Regions from separate parts of the Mus musculus genome. Here regions 1 and 3 are each linked to region 2. The links are chromatin loops, found by intact Hi-C in ENCODE. Cell type or tissue: heart. All regions are shown on one strand. Region 1 holds the start of Gm32803 (a long non-coding RNA gene). Region 2 has its middle 22 kb from the start of Ptgfrn. Region 3 overlaps Cd2 (CD2 antigen).

Region 1 (8,000 bases), 160 kb after region 2:
ACATCCCTTTCTGAGAAACAGCATGCAGCTGTCTCTGCTGCTAAGTTCTAGTCACTGGCCACCTGGCTGCCAGCCCTGGGGAGAGAAAGCACACACCAGCCTCTGCTTTGGGCCAGTCTTGCCCCCTCTTCCTCTCACTCTCCTGTAATCCCCATGCTCTCAGGAGCCTTGCTCTCCTCCCCTGATTTGCAAGGCTAACACTGCCCTTTCTGCATCCACTTCAGTTCTGAAGGAGGAGTCAGCTTCAAAGGGGGACCATGGAGGAGGAGGGCGGACAGGTCTGACTCTGTAGGACGTAAAACTTTCCTAGGTAATATATATATATACATACACACACACACACACACACACACACACACACACATATTAAAAAATTGAAAAGCTAGGTAATAAAAAAGGCAAATTACCGACAACATCCATGACAAAAGTTAATACCCTTAAAATTAATTTTTTATAAAAATTAGGAAAAAGGGACAGCTATAAAATGGGTCAAGGTTCTTAAAAGAATGACTCACAAAGGGAGAGATCCAGTTAAATGGCAAATCTGTGAATGGGTAGTTAATAGTAAAGGTGAAGTGGATGGTGAAAGGTAGTCACCAATAAGGAGACACTGTCTTGACAGAGAGACAGTATTCATTTAGAAAGTGAGAGTGGAGCTACGGTTACAGTTCAGAGGAGAGAGCGATGGCCCGGTGACTTGGAGGAATGGCTCGACAGTTAAGAGCTCTGGCTGCTCTCCCAGAGGTCCTGGGTTCGATTCCCAGCATCTACGTGACAACACAATTCAGCACTTGAACAGGTACTGCACACGGTCACAGACATGCAGGTAAAACACTCAGACACATAAAATGAAAGAACAAGATTGAAAGAGGGTCAGCCTGTGCAAGGAAGAATTCAGTTACAAGCCGTTGGCATGTTTGATTTATTATTTTATCAGTTTGTTTTTTATTATTTTACCAGGATCTTATAGTTCTACCTCCCTTCCAACACTTGTTCCACACTGGTCTCCAACTAATCCAACCCCACCCCCCCAACACTAGGCAAGAGAGAAAGGATGGAGGATGAAGGGGGCATAGACCTCTGTAGACTAATTCCTGTTGATTCGGGGCACTGAGCTTCTTGGGGTTAGTCCACTCTTCATTGTAGTAAGGACATCTCCAACTTCTTGTCTCTTCTGTGTGGGGAGCGGGTGTGGCGGCAGTCCCAAAGGCGCCAGGGACTGCAGCTAAGTCATATGATCCTGTAGCAGCGTCGTTCTTCCTGGCCAGTTGAGCGCGCGCAACACTTCTGCTCACAGCCACGTGACAAACCTCAAAAACAACACCAGGAGCAGCCTCCTCCTCCTCCTCTTCCTCCTCCTCCTCCTCCTCTTCCTCCTCCTCCTCCTCCTCCAGGGTCCCTCTTATGCCTCTCGTCATGGCTCTAGCATTTATTCCCTCTCCGGAGTCCCCAGAATTAAACTCTCTGCAGCTGGCAGAAATCACACTCCTCCTAGAGCCCAAGACAATCATAGTTGATGGCTGTGGACACACTGAAGCAGCCTCATACCCCACACCTGGGAATAAATCAAAAACATATTCACAGAACATAACTGGGGTTTAAAAGAAACCAAAATTCTCACTACAGTAAGCCACTCGGTGGGTGGGGTAGACCTTGGCTTCATCTGCCTTAGTGTCAGCAAAGGGGAGGGAGGTTAAAGCTCTCAGATGCGGACAGCTGGTCCCAAGGTGACCAAGGCAGGTACTGTCCTTGAGTGGCGGAGCGGGAGCAGAGTTTGCACACTAAGGTCGGTCTGCAGGAGTTCAGCGCTCTGGGACCTCCTCTTCCGGCCTTCCTCCTAGAGGAAAAGGAAACACCTTTTACAAATAGATACTTCCTCTATACATGCTAATATCCCTTTCAAAGGAAACCTTGCATCCTATTTGTGGTTCTTTCTTTGTCTCTGAGAGTTCTCAACAGCATTTGGCATAAAATAATCTGCGTTCCAAAGAGGCACAATTTGGGATGCATATTTTGATACCCTTTATGACAAAAAACAAAACAAAACAAAACACATAAGCTCATCTTATTTCATAAAAAGACATGGGGTGCCCTAGAGAAGAGTCTCTGTTAGGGGACAGTGGCTGCTATTCTGCTTGTAGCTGCTATTTAATACTCTTACCTTGGACACGCATTGCTTTTGATCGATCGAGTCTTCATCCTAAGGGTGGCCCGTCCCTTCTTACAGCTCCAAGGTTGCAGCCTCCACCTTGGCTGTGTGGGTTTCCAGGACACAGCTGGTGGGTTCTCCCTCCGGCTTCTCCATGTGCAACATGCCCTACAGTCCAATGCTGATCTCCTGAGCTCTCTCCACTCCTTTTTCTTGCTCAAACTAAGGCTCCTGGGAGGTAAATTAACAGGACGAGAAGATGAAACGGAGGAGGAGAGAGAACACGTTCCCGGGGATGGGGGTGGGGGGGCTCGGCTGAGTTCCCTGTAGTTGGGGGACTAAGGCCCCCAACTCTGCTTCCTTCACTGTGAGACAAGGAAGAGCCAGACAAGGCTCAGGTTGAGCTGACCTTTGTGACAGAGACAATGTTTCACAACTCATATCCTACCGGATTGTTTGATCTGTGGGATTTTAGAGGAACTCAAGAGAGAATCTGGGGCTGGTGAGATGGCTCAGTGGGTAAGAGCACCCGACTGCTCTTCCAAAGGTCCAGAGTTCAAATCCCAGCAACCACATGGTGGCTCACAACCATCTCTAATGAGATCTGACTCCCTCTTCTGGAGTGTCTGAAGACAGCTACAGTGTACTTAAATATAATGAATAAATAAATCTTTAAAAAAAGAGAGAGAGAGAGAATCTGGTCTTCGCTTGGCTACTCAGTTGAGGGTTCTAAATCCAGGGAGTTTCTGGATTCTATCTGCCTTGTTGGGTGACGCCATTATCTGGTTTTCAGTTCCCGGAAGCTGGGCTCTAAACTCTGGGAGCTTCCTGCTTCCTCCTGTCCTAAGGCTATCACTGGGTGCTGTTTCCCAAGCTTCCTAAGGGAGGCTCGGGTCCCTCCCACCAGCCAAGCCCTGGTCACACTTTCTCACTCAGGCAAAAAACCCAAACCAGGAGCCAAGCGCCCAAACATTGTTTACTGAAAACTTACAATCACCATGGCTTCTGCAATGATCAGCCCAAGAAGCCACACCGCCTGGCTGCTTGTGGCCAGGTTTTGGATGATGTTTAGCTAGGTCACATCTGGCTGGCCCCATCTGTCAGTAGCCACAGCTGCATCCCATTCACAGGGACTGTTGTCGCCAGGCAATGTGTTTGGGTGTGCTTGGCCAGCAACATACATCCTGTGACAGGTGAGGCGTTCATTCTCTGTGGACCACCTCCTGCCTGCAGATGTGCCCTCCACCTAGCCTGCTTCCCTGAGTAAAAACAATGGCGCTTCTTCTTCCTCCTGCAGTTGCCACCTGTAGGTCACTTCACGTACCAAGGCCAGATTCACCAAACCTGGAAGCCCCTTCAGGGTAAATGACTCTGCAAGAAGGACAAATTTGTCCATCTTCAGCTGAATAGGCAGTCATGCGTGGTGGAGAACACACCCTCCCCTCCACATCATACACTAGATGTGTGACTCCAGACACGGGGTGGGGGTGTCCTTGAGCCTTAGTTCCTCCAGCTCATTGTGAAGGTCAGATGAGGTGACATGTCCCACATCGTCTAGACCCTAAGACAGCTTTGATGTCTGTCAACTTTGCTTTCCCCTTGCCTCTGTGTTCCTGGTGGAGAGGCCTCCCATAGTCCCCTTATATAAGTGATACCTCCCCCAGACCCCCACTGGGTCTGGGAACTGCTGACCCTTCACATACCATGATTAATTTTTGGTAATTGAGTTTTGTTTACAAAATTAGGTACCATAGGAGATTAATAAGGACTAATGACAAAATTGAACAACAGTGGCAATAAGGCATGAGAACAGTTATGGGCAGTGTATAAATTCATTACTTCTGGAAGTTTCCATGTTAGGTTTTTGAACTGTGTAACTGAAACTGTGAAGAGGGAAACCCCAGAGAAGCAGGGGCTGGGAGGTGCTGTTTAAGAGTGTGGTAATGGGGGACACTGAGCTCTTTATCCTGAGGGTAGGCGGGGAAGCACCTATGGCTCAGCTGTGGAGCCTCAGCCTGGCCGTTGGGAACCCTGGGATCCAGCCTAGCTCCTTAAGTAAACCAAGAAGCTTTAAAGACTACTTGGGTACGTGTAACTTTTCCTTGCTTCTTGTTTCCTCCTGGTGATATCTCAGAATTGCTCAACGTAAAACCAGCAGAGCCTGTGAGTTTGTGAGCTGAAAGCCCAAGACATACATGACACAGAGACACAGGGTGTTTCGCAACAGCTAACTTGGAAGCAGCTCACGGAGTGGGTGCTACTGCTGTGTGGGTAGAGGGAAGTAGGCTGAGGCTTCTGACAGAAGGGAAAGGGATGCTGGCACCGGCTAGCCAAGGTGACCACAGTGACCAGAATGCTGGAAGTCCATGCAGACCTTCAGTGAACAGCAGGAGCCACTGCTGAACAGAACGGCTCCAAGTTAGAAGCCGCAGGCTCCGTGGATGGGATTCACATTTCCTGCCTGCTGTCTCTCTGATCATGGAAGCAGTCTCTCTGTGCCTCTGTTTCCTCATGATTAAAGCGCTGAGGTGATCAAAAGAGGAAACAATTCTACCTGCTCAATTTGTCTCTGAAGTTTATGGTAATGGCTAGGTGAGGTCGCTACGGCCTGAGATGCACACGCATGACCCAGCACCCAAAGAGTTGAGTCGCACGCTACACAGAGAGACCCTGTCTCAAAGGCAAACATCGGAAGGCTGCATGCTTGTATGGGATTCTCAAAGAACGAATAAAAGTATTAAATTAAAAATGAAACAAAACAATTTTAAAAAATAGCAGTAACAACAACAAATCACCAGAAATTGTCAAACAATATGGCGAGGTTAAGGGCAAGAATGAAAAGGATGCTTCACCCAGAGGCTGGCCTGATGCATGACCTAACCACAGTATGGCCCGCTGTCCACTGCATGGCATGCCTGATGCAGGATAGCCTGATGTAAGTAGCCTGCCCAGCCATAGTGAAGTCTGGACCAGTGCTGCACTGAGGGCCATGTCTGGGTCTATGGCCATGCCGCAGCAGGGATCGGTGTTGATGTTGGTGGTTGGTGGCTCATATTATCACAAAAGGCCTTGTGGACATCCATGGTCTAGGTTCCTGCTTGAGCCGGTGTTAATGTCTAAGGGCTATGCAGAGCTGGTAGACCCTGTGCCTTGCCTGGGCAGCACAATAGAACTGTCCCTGGTGTGTGTGTGTGTGTGTGTGTGTGTGTGTGTGTGTGTGTGTGTGTTTGTGTGTGTGTGTTCCCTGAGGCTCACCCCCACCCCCAGCCATGAGCAATGGAGAGCTGACCCCACCCCTCACCAGCCTTGACTTTGCATGAGCTAGCCTGGTCAGGGCAGTGCTGGAGAGGTGGCAGGCTCACCAGTCCCAGACTTTGAGTTGCACTCAGGACTTTGAGTTGGTCTACCCCCAAAATCTACCTCATCTACGAACTGCTGAAGCGTGAGAAAGGGCAGGTCCTGCAGATCCAAAGCTGCAGGAACCCCATGACACAGGGCAACAACAGGATATCCAAGAGGAGTCCTGGTGAGGATCCAGTAGTGATAGCAGAAGCCAAAGGCCTGAAGCAGACCAATGACTCACACAGTGAACATTTGCAAGTGAAGCAGACGCACTGTGACGCACTACAGCTTCCACAACCAGATGCGGTTTTTTTTTTTTTTTTGGTTTGGTTGGATTTTGTTGTTGTATTTTATTTTTATTTTGGAGAGAGGTTGCAAGGGTGGAGACAGGTTGATGAGTGGGACTGAGGTCCGTGATGTGACATTCACAAAGAATCAATAAAGTAAAAAAAAAAAAAAAAAATAGGAGAGAAACTCGCTGAAGAGGGAAGCGTCTAGGTTTGGCTTGGCTCAGAAGAGGCCTGATTCCCCGGCAGGAGAGAAGGCAGAGCTGAGCGCAAATCTCCAGCAACCACATTCCTTCTAGCTCGCTCCAGCGGCTTTCAGGACCGCTTTGTTGCAAAAGACCTTCAGGCTAAGCCCCTGTCTCCTGCTGCCACCCTCTGGCAACAACCTGAATTGCACCCTTGCTAATTTCCTTGCCCGGAGTTAAAACACTCAAACTTGTATTTGAATTGCGGTTTTTCAGTCTACTTTCCTCTCCCTTTAAAAAGCATGTTTTTGCTGGTTATGGTGGCACATGCACAATCCCGGCACTTTCCAGCTGAAACAAGAGGATTAATAATGTGAAGATATATCCTGGGCTACACAGCAAGACAAGACCCTGCCATTAAAATATATATATATATATCTGACCACTGGCAAAATATCATCACCCTTGTAATAGGGAAAAGGAAACAGGAAGAACAGGAGTTCGAGCCCAGCATTGGCTAAACAGTTTTGCAGATAAAGAAGACACTCAGCTTGGAAACGCTGAGTGCATTGTGCAGAGATATAGCCAGGAGGCCTGTCCTGGCTCTACTTTCTGTTTCTGTGGTCTATGTTCTCTCCAGTCTCAGGGGTGTATGCATTCATCCTACCGCTCTTAGAACTAGTTCTCAAAATCAACAGAATCCAACCACCTGATATGTCCCCCAACCCCTGCACCCCATTCCTCAAACTCCCCATACCCACCTGTACCTACAGCAGCCAGCTATAAGCCAGGAGTAGCAGAGACACCAAGGCACACATCCTTCTGCTTTCCAGACTGAGGAAAGAGGTGAGGCAGGCACCCGGGGACCTGGGGACCTGGGGAGTGTGATCAGTGGACCTAGACATAAAATACTGAAGCTAAGAGTGCTGCGCCTGAGCCAGCTCCAGCATCCTAGGCAAAGGAGCCCTGTCGAAGAGAGGGAGGGACACACGCTCCCATCAACGGAGGAAAGAGGCAGGCAAGCCGCAGAGGGAGGCTGAAGGTCCAGGAAGTCGTGTGCTCCTTTCTAAAGGCACTGAGAAGCCTTCATTGTTTACATCTTTCACGGGGCATTTGGCAAGCGGTTTTTTAGAGCTAAGCACACGATCGTGTTGTAAGATAACAGATATTGTGATGTGGTTTTCTTTTCTTTTTGCAGTGAATATTTACTGACCACCTAGTACTCTGGTGCCTGACTCTTTTAGACCCCTGGGAAGTAGCCCTACCAATACTTGAATTCACGTTCTAGTGGGGGCTTATAATAAGCAACATGAATTAACACCATATTTAGTGACAGGCCTTCAGGAGAATAGTAAGTAAGGCAGGAGGTCGTGTTGGGTGTATCTTCAAACCAAAGGAGACTCCATCATTGCTGAGAAGTGCAGACAGAGTAGAAGGAGGGGTCAGAAAGCAACTGAGGGACAGGCAGGTGGAAGAGGAGGGCTCCCAAGAGGCCTTGTTCATGACAGGGGCAACTCAGAGGGTGTTACTATGAAGTCCGGTTCTTTCTATAGGGTTTAACATTGAAAAGAAAACTGGGCTCATGGTCTAACCCTGGAAACCTAGTAGTTTCAGGAAGTACAGGGGTCAGGGACTTGGAAACGTGGCTTTCAGAAGACACACTGGTCACACTTTGTGTTCGGGCTACCTATCCTATGGGGCAAGTCACCACACAGCCACCTGACACAGCTGCACCGGATACTTCTGGAGTCCTGGCTTCTCACTGTCCTGCTAGGGGAGGCACTAGGTGCCTGGGCTGCTACAGATGGCGGGATGTTGAGCATGGAGGATGGTGGCTTCACTGATGTGCCTAATGCCTGCACCTGGAAGCTTGATTGGCACATCCCACAAGGCCTCTGTCTGGTTTGTGGCTCCCCAGGGTGGGGCATTCCCCTCAGAAGAAGTGTCTAGAACACAGGCAGCCAGACAGATGAGCCACCTAAGAGAAGCAGCTGAGCTGTCTGGCACTTTGTGACTTAGCCTCTGGAGGCCACAGCA
Region 2 (8,000 bases):
TTATTAAGAGGTGTGGTCTTGTTGGGATAGGTGTGGTCTTGTTGGAGAAAGTGCATCAATGGAGATGGGCTTTGAGGTTTCAGATTGTCAAGCCAGGCCAAGTGTCATTCTCTCTTCCTGCTGTCTGCTGATCCAGATGTAGAACTCTCAACTCCTTCTCCAGCATGATGTCTGTCTGCATGCCACCATGATTTCCACCATGATGATAATGGACTAAACCTCTGAACCACGAGCCAGCTCCAATGAAATGTTTTCCTTTATATAAGAGTTGCTGTGGTTTTGGCATCGGCTCCCAGCAACAAAACCCTGACTAAGACAGACATCAACCATACACTGAGCTCACTGACTCAGGAGCCAACCCACCATGGAAAATCATGGCTGTGTAAGAAAAAAAAAAATTTTTTTAAGTTTTCAGTCAATTGAACTGGGTTTTATTTGCAATCAAACATGCTCCACTTAGTATCAATGAGTGTATTAACACAGTAGCAACAGTTGTACTCAATAACTGTTAGCATGTAATTCTGAATGTTATCACAGAACAGGACATAGATAATATATGAGTGCCTCAGACCTTCCCTTACCCAGTGCACAGCAAGCCTGGTGCATAGGCAGCCGTCTTAACCCCAGCGTGCAGAGGTCTGATTCAAGGCACATTTTCAAGCTTACAGCGATTAATCCGAGGCACAGTCAGGCTCCCGCCACAGATGGGCTGTAACTCTTACTGACTCTCAGAACCATAGTTCTTTTCACATCAAAGAAAACTTGATCAAGAAAAAGCAACATTACAAATGAGTGCTCTCCCACTCATAACTCTATGAAGTTATCACAGCTACATAGAGAAAGGTCTAGCCTGGGCCACCCCTCCTAACTGAACCCTGCCTGCCCATTTTCGATGCTAACTGCTCTGCACAAGCCCTGAAAGACACTAGCAAGGAGGTGCTAGGAAGAGCCTTGGTCCCTAAATCTTTTCTGGTCTCTGCTCGGAATGCCGCCAAAGTCACAGTTTTAAGACTTTGAGAGATGTGTGAAAAATGGACTATGTTATAGCAGTGTACAAACACTATAATTCTTCTTGCAAGGGCTCAGCCACTCAGTGCAAGTGAGGGTTCTGAGAGCTGCTATCAGCAGAGAGGGCGAGAGGGAGAAAACCTCCCTGGAGGTGACTTACCCAGCACAGAGGCAGACGGTTGTCTTTTTCAAACCCACAGTTTATCGTTCACACATTAGGGAAAGAGAAAAGATGCACAGCAAATGAATCTAACAACCTTACAATCCAGCTCTAAGTGACGCTGCCACTGATATCCAGAGACAGAGTTCACTCGGGAACGGGGCGGAGGTGGCACAAGGGGTCTCAAGTCCAGTTGCCCAGTGCCACATCCACAGCCAGTGATGGGAAGGACGGTGAATGGGTGTTGCCTCTGCAGCACATGTTGCTTGCAAAGACTCAGTTGTACTCAGCCAGGCCAACCACAGTGCTGAAGCCAGAGCCAAGCCAGAGGCAGGAGATCCTGGAAGGGTCCCCTCCTGCTATGGTAAGTGGCTCCTGTGTGCTGAGGAATGTTGGAAACCAGTGTGGTGAAAGGCCTGGGGCCTGGGTTTTAGGGCCAGGCAGAGACTTATCTCATCTTTGCAGATGTTTTTGGTCCCTGCTTCTGATTGGCAAAGGCTTTGCTGGAAACAGCTACTGCTCACTTCTGCAGTCAGCCTGTTCAAATGTCAGGAGTGCCTCCATTTTTGTTTTCCTTATGTTCTTTCCTAAGCATTCACTCAAAAAACCCAGGACCAGACAAAGATAGGGTTCTGCTGAGACAGTGGGGAATGGTTGGCACTGAGATGCTGGAAATCTTCACTATGATCTCTCTCTCTCTCTCTCTCTCTCTCTCTCTCTCTCTCTCTCTCTCTGTGTGTGTGTGTGTGTGTGTGTGTGTGTGTGTGTGAGAGGTTGACATTAGGCCTTTCCTCTATTGCTCTTTACCATATTAAAAAGTTTTAAATTACATTTATTTAATGTGTGTGGATGCATGCACACCATGGTAGAGCCCAGAGGTCAGCTTGTGGGAGCTGGTTTGCTCCTTTCAACATGAGGGATCCAGGGATGGAAGTCAAGGTCACCTGGTTTGGCCAGCACACTTCAGGGATCTGCCTGTCTCTACCCGCACAGGGCTAGGGTTACAGAACTCTCAGCTTAGCCAACTTTTTCCAGTTGGTGTCAGGGGTCTGAACTCAGATCCTCCTGGTTTTGAGTCAGGTACTCTGAGTCTCCTCCCTAAGCCCTCGTGGCTTTCGTAGAGATCAGTCTAGGCAGACTGGAGACCAGAGCAGGCCTGAAGCTCCATAGTCACATTTCCTTCCTGCCTGCTGGGATTCCCACAGAAACTGTACAGAAGCAGCGGAGTTACTGGAAACACATCACCAACTAAGGCTCTTACCTTCTACCCTTCAATCCCAGAAAGCCAGAGATAGAGATCATTTAAACAAAACCACCTTCAGACCTAAGGGGAAGACAGGAATACAGCTTGTAGAAGACCTAGCACTGGACAGGTGGACTCAAGTCCATCCTCACCTATGCTGTTTGAGGCAGGGTACATGAAACCTTGTCAAAAATAAAATAAGTAAAAAGAAAGAAAATGAAGGAGAAAGAAAGGAAAAGGAGAAAAAGAAAAGAAAAAAGAAACACACACACACACAAACCTATGGTTGAGAACACAAAATGAAGCAGTTATTTTCTGGGGACAGAAGTTGGTATCCTGGATGCTTTTTTTTTTTTTTTTTAACGTCTGTTATTTCGATAAACAGCTTTTAAAAGAATGACATCCTGTGTATCAAATTCTGAATTTTGTCAGGATATCCCTCAGTCTCCCCCCCCCCCCCCCCATTTGTTCCTGGAATCTCTCTCACTCCCTGCCCTACAGGCTGGTAGCATTTTAAACTTCTCCTGAGAACAAAGATGAGAGCCCTCGCCACATTTTAACGGTCTCCAGCTGTGGATCAGCCCTTCCGGCCAGCAGGAGCCTCAGCCACGCCCTCCCTCCCCGAACTTCTGGGCAGCTGTGTGCCTGGATCTTGGCTGCCGGTTAGTACTACGCCTTGGTCCCTGGAAAATGTTACCGCCCAGTGCGGCCACTTACAGAAACCATCCCGGGAACCTTTGGCACCAAGATCCAGGCTGGCTCTGTTGTCCAGGTGTTCTGTGAGAGAAATGCAACCTGTACTTACCCCGGGGGTGGGGAGCTCTGCACCAGGCTCCTACCCCTACTCCTGGCCGGTAAACCTCGGCGGCTTAAACCCTGTGACCCACAACTTCACCAACCCCCACCCCACCCTCCCCCTCACCAGTGTCTCCTTTGTATCTCCAGGAAAGTGCAACAGAGGGAAGGGACTGTCTGACAAACCAGCACACCTGAAGGGCTCTCCCTGTGCGCCTGCCCGGTAAGGAGAAATTCCCAACTCACAGACTATGCAGACACGGATAGTTTTAAAATTTAAAATTGAGCGTGGGGAATGTTGGCTCACATCTGTCATTCCAGCACTGGAGTGGCTGAGCCAAAAGAATTGTGGGTTCCAGGCCAGTCTGGACTGCACAGTGGGTTCCAGGCCAGTCTGGACTGCACAGTGGGTTCCAGGCCAGTCTGGACTGCACAGTGGGTTCCAGGCCAGTCTGGACTGCACAGTGGGTTCCAGGCCAGTCTGGACTGCACAGTGGGTTCCAGGCCAGCTTGGGCTGCAGAATGAAACCTGGTCTAAAACCCACAAAATTGAGAGACAGGTAGGACAGACCATGCTTATAATCCTCACACTCCAGAGGGAGAGAGAGGAGGGTTACCCTCGGTGGACTATGTATGGAGACCCTGTCTCAAAACATCACCAAACCAAAACTGAAGTAATGAGGAAGTTCCTCAAAACTAGAGTCTAGAACCTCTTCCCAGACTGCAGTGAAACGGTATGAAAGCAGGGACTCAGCATCCCTCACAATAGGTCAAAGGTGCAAGCGACTGAATCATGCCTCAGCCTCAGCGGATGAATGGCAAACAAGCAGTACCACAACGTGCATACAGTGGACTGGAGTACCCAGCCTGAAAGAGAATGGAAAAGTATCTTAAGACAGGGTCTGGTTATATGGGCCTGGCTGACCTGGAACCCACTGTGTAACCCAAGCTGGCTGGTGTCTGACCCACCCAAGTACCGCAGTTACCAGCATGACCTCTGTCATGCCGCTATGGATGGACCTTGAAGACAAGCTAACCAAACAGTGTCAGTGATGAAAGGGCGGGTAGTGTATAATCCGCTTGTCTGATGATTAGAAGAGCCAGATTCATAGAGACACAGTGAAATGCTGATAACCAGGGGCAGGGCAGCAGGGAACAGGATGTTATTGTTTGACGGGAATAATGTCAGTTGGGGACAATGAAAAAAAAAAAAACCCTGGAGACAAATACAATAATGGCTAGATGTACTTACCACCACTGAATTATCCATTTGAAGTGTTTTAGATGGAAAAATCTTGCTGTTTGTTCTACTGCAGAGGAGGACGAAGGGAGAGAAGAAGAAGGAGAAGAAGAAGAAGAAGAAGGAGAAGAAGAAGAAGAAGGAGAAGAAGAAGAAGAAGAAGAAGAAGAAGAAGAAGAAGAAGAAGAAGAAGAAGAAGAAGAAGAAGAAGAAGAAGAAGGAGAAGAAGAAGAAGAAGGGGAGGGAAGGGGGAGGGGAAGAGGAGGAGGAAGAGGAGGAGGAGGAGGAAGGAGGAGGAGGAGGAGAAGAAGAAGAAGAAGAAGGGGAAGAGGAGGAGGAGGAGGAAGAGAAGGAAGAGGAAGAGGAAGAAGAAGAAGAAGAAGAAGAAGAAGAAGAAGAAGAAGAAGAAGAAGAAGAAGAAGAAGAAGAAGAAGAAGAAGAAGAAATAATAATAAGGGAATGTCATAATTGGTTGGTTCATTTTGTCAGCAAGCTCCTGTGGAGACCTAAATGCCAACACTGAACTAGGCAGAGAAGGAAAAGGTAAGCAAAGGGCACTTGTATGTCCTAGGGAGCTTCAATGTCACCAAAGACCCAAATGTAGACCCAAAGTCTTGACCTCTGGAGTGGCAGTTTTGGGACGCAGGAGAACTTTCAAGAGATGGCACTTTATAAGGGGCATATAGGTCAAGCATGCCCTTGAAGGGGGTTGTGGGACTCTGAATCTTCCTCACTGTCAAGTGATTTGTTTTGTTGTTGTTGTTGTTTGGAGGCAGGGTCTTATGTGGCCCAAGCTGTAGTCAAAGATGACTCTGCACTTAGATCTTCCTGCTTCTACCTCCGCAGTGCTGGGTTTATAGGCGTGTACCACCACACTTGGTAATGGAGGAAGGGTTAACTGTGCCCCATGGTTAGAAAGAACCATCTATCACAATGGAAAAGACATGGTGAGGCAGAGGCTCGCTGCTGTATGAACATGAGGCGGCTGGCTCACATCTGGACAGATCCAGATCAAGAAACAGAGACAGGCTCTAAACCGCAAGGCCTGCTACCATCTGCCCATCTGGGCTCCGCATGCCCAAGGCCCCTCACCCTCCCAAAACAGTGCCACCAGCCAGGGAGCAAGAACTTAAACATAAGGCTTTGTGAAGCACATTCCACATTCAAACCACAGCATCTAACTACCGTCATCTTCTTCCTTGTCAAGAGAAGCCAAAAGGACCCAAATGGAAACTGATTTTCAGACCTTTTTCTTTCAATGCTGGGAATCGAACATGCCAACCAGCAGCGTGTACTTGTGCTACCACCACTGAGCTATGTCTCCTGACCCTGTTTTTGTTGTTGTTTGGTTTTTTGTTTTGTTTTGTTTTTTCTCGTGTGACAGAATCTCACTCTGTAACTCAGGCTGGCCTCAAATTCTCAATCTTCATACCTCTGTCTTCTCAGTACTGGGATCACGGGTGTGTATTGTCATGCCTCTCTCTCCCTCTCCCTCTCCCTCCCCCTCCCCCTCTCCATCTCCCCCTCCCTCTTCCTCTCCCTCCCCCCTCTCTCCCCCCTCCCTCCCCCTCCCCCTTCCCCTCCTATACTCAGCCCCTTTCATCTATTTATTGTGTCCCCTATGAACACATTGAGACGGTACCTTATTGTATATTTATCACATCTTATAAATGCTGGCCTCCCTGATTCCTCCTCTCGCTAGTCCTAGCATGGTAGACTCTGCTCCTACTTCTGATGAGTGACAGGCACACACAAAGCTTGGAGACCCCGTGTGTTCACATGGACACTCACTAGCAGTGCAGACTCTCGGTCTCACTCTAGCCCTAGTTCATTGAGTAGCCAACCAATCAGCATCCACACACCAACATGTGAAGGCCTGGATTCGGCTCTTTAGGTGGCTGGTGGGTGTGTGGGTGCCAGTGTTTGCTCTCTCGTGTTTGATAGAATCTGGCCACCCCATGAGGAGGCCTGAAGTAGCACCTTCGAAACATCCTCTGTTCCTTCTTCACTCTGGCTGTCGCCCCGGTTTTCCACCAGAAAGGTGGTTGAGCTGGGCTTATGTAAGTAAAAAATCAGGAAAGCTGACTGGCATAAGGTGAGGATTTCAACCCGCCTGGGTGGGGCCATGGGGCAGTGGCTGCTTCTTTTGATCAGATCTTATTACCATAGCCACATTATCGTGGAAAATCTCTCATGCAGGAGATTCCTGGATTCCAGCTGACATCTTCCTTCTGGAGGAAATTCGGGGGTTCCTGTGATTCTAAACATTAACAAACACCAGCTAAGCCTCTGTCTTAAGTCCTTTTGTCTTTTAATAGCAAGTGATGGGCTGGGTGAGTCTGGGGGCAGAGGCTCTGGGTCACCCCTTGTCCAAGGCTACATCAAACAAACAGGAAAGGTTTTGTTTGTTTGTTTGCTTGTTTTAAAGACAGTCTCACCTATGCAGCCTTGCTTGGCTGGCTAGAACTTGCTATGTAGAATAGGCTAGCCTTGGACTCACAGATATGCACCCACCTCTGCCTCCTGAGTGCTGGGACTCAAGGTGTGTGGCACCATGCCCAGCCTGATCTTATTTATTTATTTATTTGAAATATTTGTTCATCATTTATCTTGTGACTCCAAGAATAAATTGCTTTCCTACTAATAAAACCTCTCTATAGGAGATTTTCCTATTGAATTATTCCCACCGGCCCAAACAGAGTCCGGGTACTGATGACACTCGGCAAGATTCAACCCTCTTTTTAAGTGTTGCTCTCAATGCAGCTTCCATAATTTCCCAAGCAAGACACTTTCACAATGTGACTATAAAAGGGCTCAAATGCACAGAAGAAGACTGGGTTTATCTAGTTCCAGCGAGCGCTGCACCACCACCCTGATTCTGGTTCCTAGTATACCTAGTGTGAGGTACGGCTTCGGTACTGTTCCATCAAGCTGTTTTCACATGCAGTAGCGCAACCTCCACAGAGGTAGAGGAATGTGGCGTAGCGTAGTGTGTTACTTGTCAAGGGTGCTGTGCATTGCTATTCGCACAACCGAGAGGAGACCTGAATCAAGTGGCTGTTGTTTCTGGTTCACACTGGTGTTGTTCTGGTACCCACAGCTTCTTCTTCCAGCTCTGATTGAAATCCAGATGGAGGTGGCCACCAGCAGGCTTTTGACAAGAGGGTGGAGGAAAGATCTGGAAGGAAAGACTGTTGGATGAGTCAGACACACAGGTTTGTGGTACCTCTTATTCTCTAGTAGCATTTCTATGTGCCCTAGAACAGTAGGAAGGGCTTGAAGACACTTCCTGGTACCCTCGCTTCTCCTGTTTCCATGGGAAGCAGCTGACCCAGCGGTGACTTTCCCATCTTCCTGGCTATAGGAATCATCAATGGGTATCAGTGACTGGGGACCAGAGGAAAAATCAGAACAGCATATGTCACATGGCCATTGACGGCTCTGGTTCACACGTATGCATTGGTCTCCCTGGGATCTTAAAAATAAGGAGAGACAGGGCGACTGGAAACCCAACCACAGCACCATTGGGATAATTCGATAGCTCAAATTGAATA
Region 3 (8,000 bases), 150 kb after region 2:
TCTCTCTGTCTCTGTTTGCCCTGCAACTTATCAAGAAGCCCAGCTAGGCCCAGGGAATTCACCTGCCACTGCTCTGGGGTTGCAAGTACCACCTTGCCCGTCTTATGTGGGTTCTGAGGAGTCTACTTCAGTCCTCATGCTTGAAAAATAAGCACTTTAGAAATGGAGCTGCCTCCCCAGCCCCACGATGCGGCCACTGAACACGCTTCATGTGATAGGCATCAAACCAGCGGCTTCAGGAGATGTGAAGAGGAAAGGGAAGTTACTCCCACCCTCTTCAAGTTCTGGGTGTGTCAGGGGAGAGAGAAACGTTGGCCATAGATACCCTGAGACCTAGGCCTCTTTAGAACTCAAAAATATGAGGGAAGAAGACACCTGGGTGGAGAGCTTTGTACTTAAGGCTCTAGAGTGTTGGAGTGAGTATTGCATCTGGGAGTTGTAGCTGGATGCTGCCTAGAGATAATCAGCAAGGTTGCTAAGCAACAACCCTCAGGGCCCGAGCCCACTGAACCCAGGTCTGAGTGGTCGTGAAGGGCATCAGAGACTATACATCTTCTGTGAAGTCTCTACAGTAGGTCTGCCTTTTGCTCAATTTGATTGTCACACAAGCCACATTCTGAAAGGAAACTGGAGTGCCCTCTAAGGGACAATCTAGCCCTGAGAAATGGGCTAGCTCTTCCAAAATTCGTAAGCAAGACCCGGCTCTTGGGCTTCAGTGGGAAAGATGGTTCCTTTCCCCACGCTTGGGGATTTTCTTCTTTGTGTGGCTTCTGTCCAGGAAGACAAGCCTGAGACTGTGTCGATCTTCTTACACTGTTTTTAAGCCACACAGAAAATCTGTGGGAACAGGCAGCTGGCAGAAGCCTGGAGCCACTGCTGGGCTCCTTCAGGGCACATTCTTGGTATTCCACTCCCTGTGCCTTAGCCTTCCTCAAGGAGCCAGGGGGAGCTTCTCTGCGGGGTAAATGAATGGTTGCCTGTACCCTTTTAGAACATTTGTCTTGAAAAGCATGTCTCCACATCACCAGGGGGCTGACATATGGACCCCAGGTAATACACTGGCTACTGTAACTACTGTAAATGCACTACGAACACAAAGCCTCAAAGGCAAACAAGGTGGCTTTGACACCTGAGGGACCTGCGTGCTCTAAGCACATACATAAAAAGACACCCAAAAGACAGAACATGTCCTTTATGCCATGTTCGGTGCCCCAGAAGTGCCTGAGGTGTTTGGAGGGGTATAGGTGAGACTTTGACCCTAATCCAGGGTCCTAGACACAGACCAGCAGGTGGTCCTTCTTGCACAGTGGCACGCTCCCATGACTCTCTGCTGGCTCTTCTGTTTGTGGCATTTTTTTCCCCTCCTGTGCTTTCTCTCGTGTTCTATGTGTTAGGCCCATTGCTACACCTCAGTAATGACTCAGGCAGCAACACTGTCCTCCGTGAGTGACAAGAGCCAAACAGCACATCACGGTGTCAGCCTCCACCAAGGTGGGGGACCACCAGAAGGTGCAAAGAACCATGTGAGAAGTGAGAGGGTAAGAGGTGTGACCAGATGCTGAGCCCTTACACTGAGTTGGGCAGCAATCTTGCTCTGGGGAAGCCATATACTTGCTATGACCTATGCCACCCACCTCTTACGAGCAGAACCATAGGGTCCCAGTACAACCTCTCCAGCAAGGTCTACCACTGCCTAAACATCATTCCAGGAGCCTTTCAGTTCTTTTCCTTTCTTATAAGACCATCTCTTGATGGCTCAGTTTGGGCTATAGATGCAGGTGAGGAAATCCAGGCCCATAGATGTCCAATTTAAAGAAGAGTTATATAAGAACAAGATAAAACTGCCTAGAAATTCAAGAGCTAGGGGTCTTGCCTCAGCCTAGTCATGCTTTGGCCTATGTGCTGTATGATCTGGGGTGGTAGCTAGCGTCTTTATCTGTGCAAATGTCTACCTTACATCGAAAAAACTAAACTTTGTCCCTGGAACAGGCCACTTTATTCACGTGAGTTACTGTCATTTTCCTCTTCCCAGTCTGGTGGTGGCAGAGGTTGCCATGTGTTGGGTGACACCTGAGGTTCACTTTGGAGGAATGTGTCTGACCCCTGGGCAGTGATCATGAGCCTTATAAGGAGGGATGGAGACAGTATGAGCAGAGCACAGAGATAAGGGAGCCAGTGTCAAGGGCTCTGCAAGCCACTAAGCTGTACCGGATGGAGACCTGGGAATGATGTTTCCCAGACATGAAAGGTGCAGAGAGAATGATGTTCCCGGCCCCAGGTGGGGGAAGTGGTACGTAAGATGACAGATGAGGATGCTGGCCTGAAGGAGGATGGGGGCAACACTGAGAAATGAGTTGTGAAGAAGGAAGCCAAACCTACTGGGCTCTGGGTCAGGGGCCAGCATTGTGGGGTATGGGCAGACCCTGCCTATGGGCTGTGCTGGAAGTCAGTATTTGAACATCACTGGGGTTACTCTAGGTGGAGACCTGCAGGGATGGGACCCAGCCCTATGTGAGTCTGAGATTTCTCAAGACCCCAGGGACATGCCCACCCACTAGCATGTAACCAACTAAAGACTGCCCTTACCCCAGCATCCGTAGTTACACACCTGAACATAGTCTCTAACATATTGTCCCTTGAGTGGTCAGCTCCCTGCTTAGGACCACCATAACTAATTTCTGCTTTGTAGGCTGCAGGACAAGTCTGCATCAAGGTAGCCGTACTCCCAGCCTGAACACCTCACTTCCTAAACATCTAACCGGGAAACAAAGGGCCACCAATCACCCTCATTTGGGCTTTATTTTCTTGCAGCTCTGGGAGTCAAATTCACAGCCTTACACACACTGAGCACTCTGCACTGATCCACTCCCAGTGCCTCCTGGCTGGAGATAGTTTTATCCATATTCCTAAGAGTTTGGCCCTGAACGCACCTTTGAGGCATCCAAGGCCAAGACATTTGTACACAGACATGGGATTTGGGTGGAATCTCTCTCTCCTTATGAAAGTTTGTGGACGATTCAGGGATCTCCACACTAGCCTTTCACCAAAGCAGCCTCACGTGGTGGATTCTGGGAAGGTATACAACCTGGCTGCCGCTTCTCAAGGGTCCTTTGATGTTACCCCGGAGAACTGTCCCTCAGAAATCAATCTGAGTACATAACAGAGCCACCCAGAAGCTCTGGTTCCAACCCTGCCCATCCCTTTCTTCGCAGACTCAAGGAGGGACGGTCCCGTGGGGATTTCACTGCAGCCTACAGCGATAAAGGAGTGGGTGTGCTTACCTTTTCTCCTCCTGTTCCGTTTTCTCCTCTTGCAGATACAGAAAATAAAAAGCGCCACCAAGAGCACCAAGAGGAGTCCTCCTGCACCGACCCCCACTGTGACATAGAAGGACAGACCTTTCTCTGCAAGAAGAAAATATGGCTAAGGGAAAGGTCTTGGGCAGAGTGGTCCCTTCATTTCTATGGCCCAGGCCCCAGCCTCCTACATCAAACAAATGAAAGAGTTCCACAGGATTTTCTGCCTCCTTGAGGCTGAGCTTCTGGGGCCTGGAGTGCTACTTAAATCTGCAAGGGCTGAGGAGCAGTGCCTGCCCATCTCACCCCATCCCCCACTGAGGAAAAGAGCATCCAAGTTCTAGAGAGGGAGGATGAGTTGCCTGAGGTCTCATGGGACCTTTCCCCCAAGTGAAGCATCCCCCAACCTCGGTGTTCAGCTCTTCTTCCTCCCAAACTCCTCCTGGGTTCAGGAAAGCCGCCTAGACACTCAACAGTTATCAGTGGCATAAGAGTTCTGATCCCTTCTTCCACCAGAATAGGGAAGAGTAACAGGAAAACAGTGCCGTGGTTGCTCAGGGCAACAGGCTTAGTTTAGCTCTTCCAGGTAAGAGCTGTGTGACCTTTGGTAAGACGCCCCACCTCTCTGAGTCTGTTTCCTTCTTTGTAAAATGGAAACAATGCACCTTACATCACAGGGTAGCTGTCGGAAGTCAGATCAGATAATGGATGGAAAAGTGCTTTTGTAAACTGTAAAACAACACCTAGAGGTGAGGTCTTGCTCTTGCTATACTCTCTACCCTGGGGGTTTTCTGGTAGCTGTTTCCCAGGAGGGGGGGGCTAAACCATCTGTTCTTTGTGAATCAATAGCAGTTAGAGAGAGCAGCTGGAGCAGGGGCTCAAAGGACGGTGGCGAGAAGAAACGGGAGCTGAGCCCAGCTTCACAGAGGCCAAAGACTGTTAACACTCGTGACTAGGGATGGGCCCCAGGCAAGCTGGAGGTCCACCAAGCAGGGCAGAGGGTCAAAGCAAGCTGTTGATGTTGGTTGTTACTTCTGTCCCTCTAGTCTTCCCCTCAGACAGTCCTTGCCTGTGAGCTGAGAACCTCTCTGGGCACTGTCTGCGTAGGGGCATCCCTCAGTAACCCCTGAAGCTGCTTCAAGGATGAATTCAGGGACCTTCAGACCCTGTTGACTTGCCAAGGGCCTGGAATGTCAGAGTCGGCTCCCAAGTGTGAGCAGGGTGGACAGACAAGGCTTCCTGTCCAAGCTGACTCCAACAGATCCTCCCTACCGGTCCTCGGGCAGACCTCCAGCCCTTCCCCAGACACTGTTGGAAAGCAGGCACGCCTTCCACAGTATGGTCTGAGGTTAACCCATGACAGCACTCTGGGTGCCTGGTGGTGTTCCTGGTGGGGACGTCAGTAGCTGTAGCTCTGTCATTGGTCCTTGCAGCGTCTCATTCCAACTATTCTTCCCATCACTCCTCTTGGAGACACTGTGCCTATGTTTATGTGAGCGAGCACTACTCCAGGGCCAGCTGCTTCCTCCTCGTGGGACTTCAGCTCACACTTACTTTATCCCTGCCTGACTTGGCCTTAGAATGGGAGGAGTTTTCAACCCCCCCTTTTCTCCTTCATGGCCATTCCCTGGTCTAGTTTCAGCTTCTGCTCTGAACTACAGGTTAAGGAAGCTGCACGGTCCCCTGCTCCCAAACCTAGCATTCTTGCCTTCCAAGGCCTCACCCTCCTTGATAAATACTTACTTTTATTCTGGAGGGATCTAGTTACACTAAACATGAAGCATGAGGTTGCCAGATAAAATACGAGACAGCCAGTTAAATTTGAATTTCAAATAAACAATGAATAATTTCTAGGATCAATAGATGGGACCGCTCTTTGTTGGTTCACTGACTAAGTCTGGTGTCTCTTAACTCAGGGCCTTCAGAAAGAGGAAAACGTTTTTGTTTTTTTTTTTTTTTTTTTTGGAGTCTTGGAGAGGCAGCTTTGCCCTGCCCCTCGTGCCTTTGTGATTGGGGAATAGAGGGTGGGGACAGGAAGGCAGAAGAGGGAGACCATCCATGAACCTGGGGGGGGGGGGGTGTGTTAATAAAATCCTTCTGCATCTGTGCCTTCAGCCACACACACACACACACACACACACACACACACACATTTCACTGCTGTCTGATCCCTCCAAGCACATGTGAGCTTCACTCTTATCTTTAAGTGATGCACAGAAGTAACGGAAATTAAGTTCTAATTAAGGGCTGTCACTTCACTCTGGAACACTGACTCTTGCTTTCAGGTTGCTTTGAGAACCTAGCTGCCATGTTGTAAGGCAGCTCAAAGGCCCACTCGAGTGAGGCAGACTGAGTCCCAGGGCTTCCTTCCCAACCGATACTCTCCCATGTCAGGACTGCTTTTCTCTGTAGAGCATATGGAGCCCACGGAGGGGAGGGAGCTCTGTTAGGGTCAGACCAGCTCAAGCCGGATTGACTGAAACATTCCAGGCTGGAACTTGGGCACTATGATAGCCTTCTCCTCAAATACAGCTGTTGGGTGCTGGGCACAGGGATGTACATCTGTAATCCCAGCAAGAGACTAAGGCAGGAGCATGGCTGCAAGTTGGGAGCCAGCCTAGGCTAGCTACTTAGCAAGACTCTCCCCAAAAAGCAAAGCAAACTGGAGCAAAACAAAGCCAAATTATCTCTGGGAGCTCCAGGCTCTGGAGATCAATCAGGCCTTGGGTGTTGCGGGTTGCCTGGAGCCGTTGCAGTGCAGAACTGGTCTCCGGTTGGTGGCAGGAACGGTGTGCCTCTCTGTTCTCCAGCTCAGCTCTCCCCTGCCCTGCCTCCCAGGCATTCTGAAACCTTGCTCCATATCAGATGCCCAAAGGGAACCTTTAAAGAGACGTCAGAATCCAGACCACCAGCTAGCAGAGGGACCTTGGGCTAGTCAGAGTCCCTCCTGCAAAAAGCCTTCTGCAACCCTGCAATCCTTTCTTCTGGAAGAGGCTCCTAGCCTGCCTGAAGTGGTCACATCTGAGAGTGGACTGCCAAAATGGGTAGCCAGGAGCCTGCCTCCCCAAAAGGTTCCAGGAAGAAATAATTGTCTTTTCATTTCTGATCCTTTGCCAGACTGGCCTCCCAGCTCAGGTTCTGTAGCGCTGTAGGCTGGTAAGCTACCCCTGTGCATGTGGGCCACCCTGCGCCCCCACCCCACCCCCGCCCTGCTTCACTCCACCTTACCTGGACAGTTAACAACTTCCATCTTAGACTCCTTGCTGACCGGGTTTATCGCCTCACACTTGAATGGTGCGTTCAGGTTGGTCCACTGGTAACTCATGTTCTTCTGGGGGAGACTATTGAGTAGTGTTTCCCCTTGATACAGCTTCAGTTCAAAATCTGTCCCTTGCAAGACCGCACAGGTCAGGGTTGTGTTGGGGCATTCCCAGTGGATCATGGGCTTTGAGACCCTCTCTAAAAGAAAGATCTGATTTCTGTTAGGCACATTTTTGGATACTGTTTTCTTTTTAAGACCAGATCTCACTCTGTAGACCTATTGGCTTAGAAGTCATCTTCCTTCTGCCTCTACCTCCTGAGAGCCGGGATTATGGAACCATGGTCCCATGTACAATGGCCGGGCTTTTGTTTGTTTCTTTAATCTTAATAAATATGCCTAATAAAATTGAATTGGTTTGGGACCAGGGAAGTTCAAAAGTCCTAGTCTTGCTTTTATTTTGGTTTTTCTTTTATAAAGATTTATTTATTTTATGTGAGTGCTCTATCTGCACGTACACCTGCATGCCAGAAGAGGGCATCAGATCACGTTTTTAGCCGGTTGTGAACCACCATATGGTTGCTGGGGACTGAAGTCAGGACCTCTGAAAGAGCAGCCAGCGCTCTTAACCATGGAGCCATTTCTCCAGCCCTGGCTTGGTTTGTTTTTGTTTTTGTTTTGAGACAATGTTTCAACATAGCTCAGGCTGGTCTCAAACTCAGTAGTTGAGGATGGCCTTTGGAATTCTGATCCTCCCCCACTCCACCTCCAGGGGCTAGGACACAGGTATGTGCCAGCATGCCAGGTTTCATGTGGTGCTATGGATCAAACCCAGGTTTTCCTGCATAGTAGGCAAGCATCCTACCAACTACGACACATTATATTGAAGTTCTTTTGATAACTGTATTGAATTGACAGAGTATCTTGAACAGAACCATTTCTGGTAAATAGACACAGGATATGAGTAAAATAGGCATGGTGACGTGTGTTTATACAGCATCTCTGCCCTCCTGCGTTTTCACGTGGGGGTTGGGGGCGGGGGGGAGCCAGAAAGGACGCTGCCCTTCCTAGCCCCAAGGTTCTGAGTTAATTTCTGGCCTTGAAGGACTCCAACTTTAAGAAATGAGAAAATGGCTCCCTACCTGTCTCAAACCAGACAACCTGTGACCAAGCCCTGGACAAGTCACCAGTCTCAGACTCTCACTGCAAACTCCACACCCCTCCTGCTTAACAGCCCAGGGGGAAATATCGCCACCCTTGGCGTTAGTGAGATTAGACCTAGTGCCCAGCTCCCCATACTCCACCTGAAGACCTGAATTCGTCACGCAGGGCAACAGTGAATTTTTCCTATTTCCCTTCTCTCTAGCTTTCAGACCACAGTGTCTTCCCCATAGGCCTCCCGAGTCTAATTCCATTTCCGCCCAACCTACAAGCATGCAGAAATG

The links. A loop is a pair of places that touch in the nucleus more often than their neighbours do. Peaks named below come from ENCODE experiments on the same cell type or tissue, not always from the same donor. Only the 100,000 strongest peaks of a DNase experiment are listed, where the experiment ranks them.
Region 1: it touches region 2 in a loop (6-fold over the local background); 2 of 42 quality-filtered maps call a loop at or near these places.
Region 3: a loop joins it to region 2, with 5 times the contacts of the local background. A loop is called at or near these places in 2 of 42 quality-filtered maps.

The regions. Positions count from the first base shown.
Region 1 is chr3:101,289,561-101,297,560 of GRCm38, forward strand. Gm32803 (a long non-coding RNA gene) reads right to left here and starts at 7,048. Exons shown (of 3, transcript XR_375904.2): 1 at 6,725-7,048; 2 at 2,162-2,380; 3 at 1,438-1,837. In heart, a CTCF peak has its summit at 6,162 (motif pointing left); DNase peaks (open chromatin) are centred at 3,231, 4,381, 5,701, 6,101 and 2 weaker places; H3K4me3 peaks cover 322 bases; H3K27ac peaks cover 374 bases; H3K27me3 peaks cover 373 bases.
Region 2 is chr3:101,127,687-101,135,686 of GRCm38, forward strand. No RefSeq gene overlaps it. Among named protein-coding and RNA genes, the nearest start is that of Ptgfrn, 22 kb to the left of the region's middle. In heart, no CTCF peak of the experiment used is centred here; a DNase peak (open chromatin) is centred at 3,055; H3K4me3 peaks cover 619 bases; H3K27ac peaks cover 1,694 bases.
Region 3 is chr3:101,276,507-101,284,506 of GRCm38, forward strand. It overlaps Cd2 (CD2 antigen), which reads right to left. Exons shown (of 5, transcript NM_013486.2): 3 at 6,525-6,755; 4 at 3,282-3,404. Among named protein-coding and RNA genes, the nearest start is that of Cd2, 7.4 kb to the right of the region's middle. In heart, CTCF peaks have their summits at 4,029 and 7,081 (motif pointing right); DNase peaks (open chromatin) are centred at 4,235 and 4,605; H3K27ac peaks cover 1,227 bases.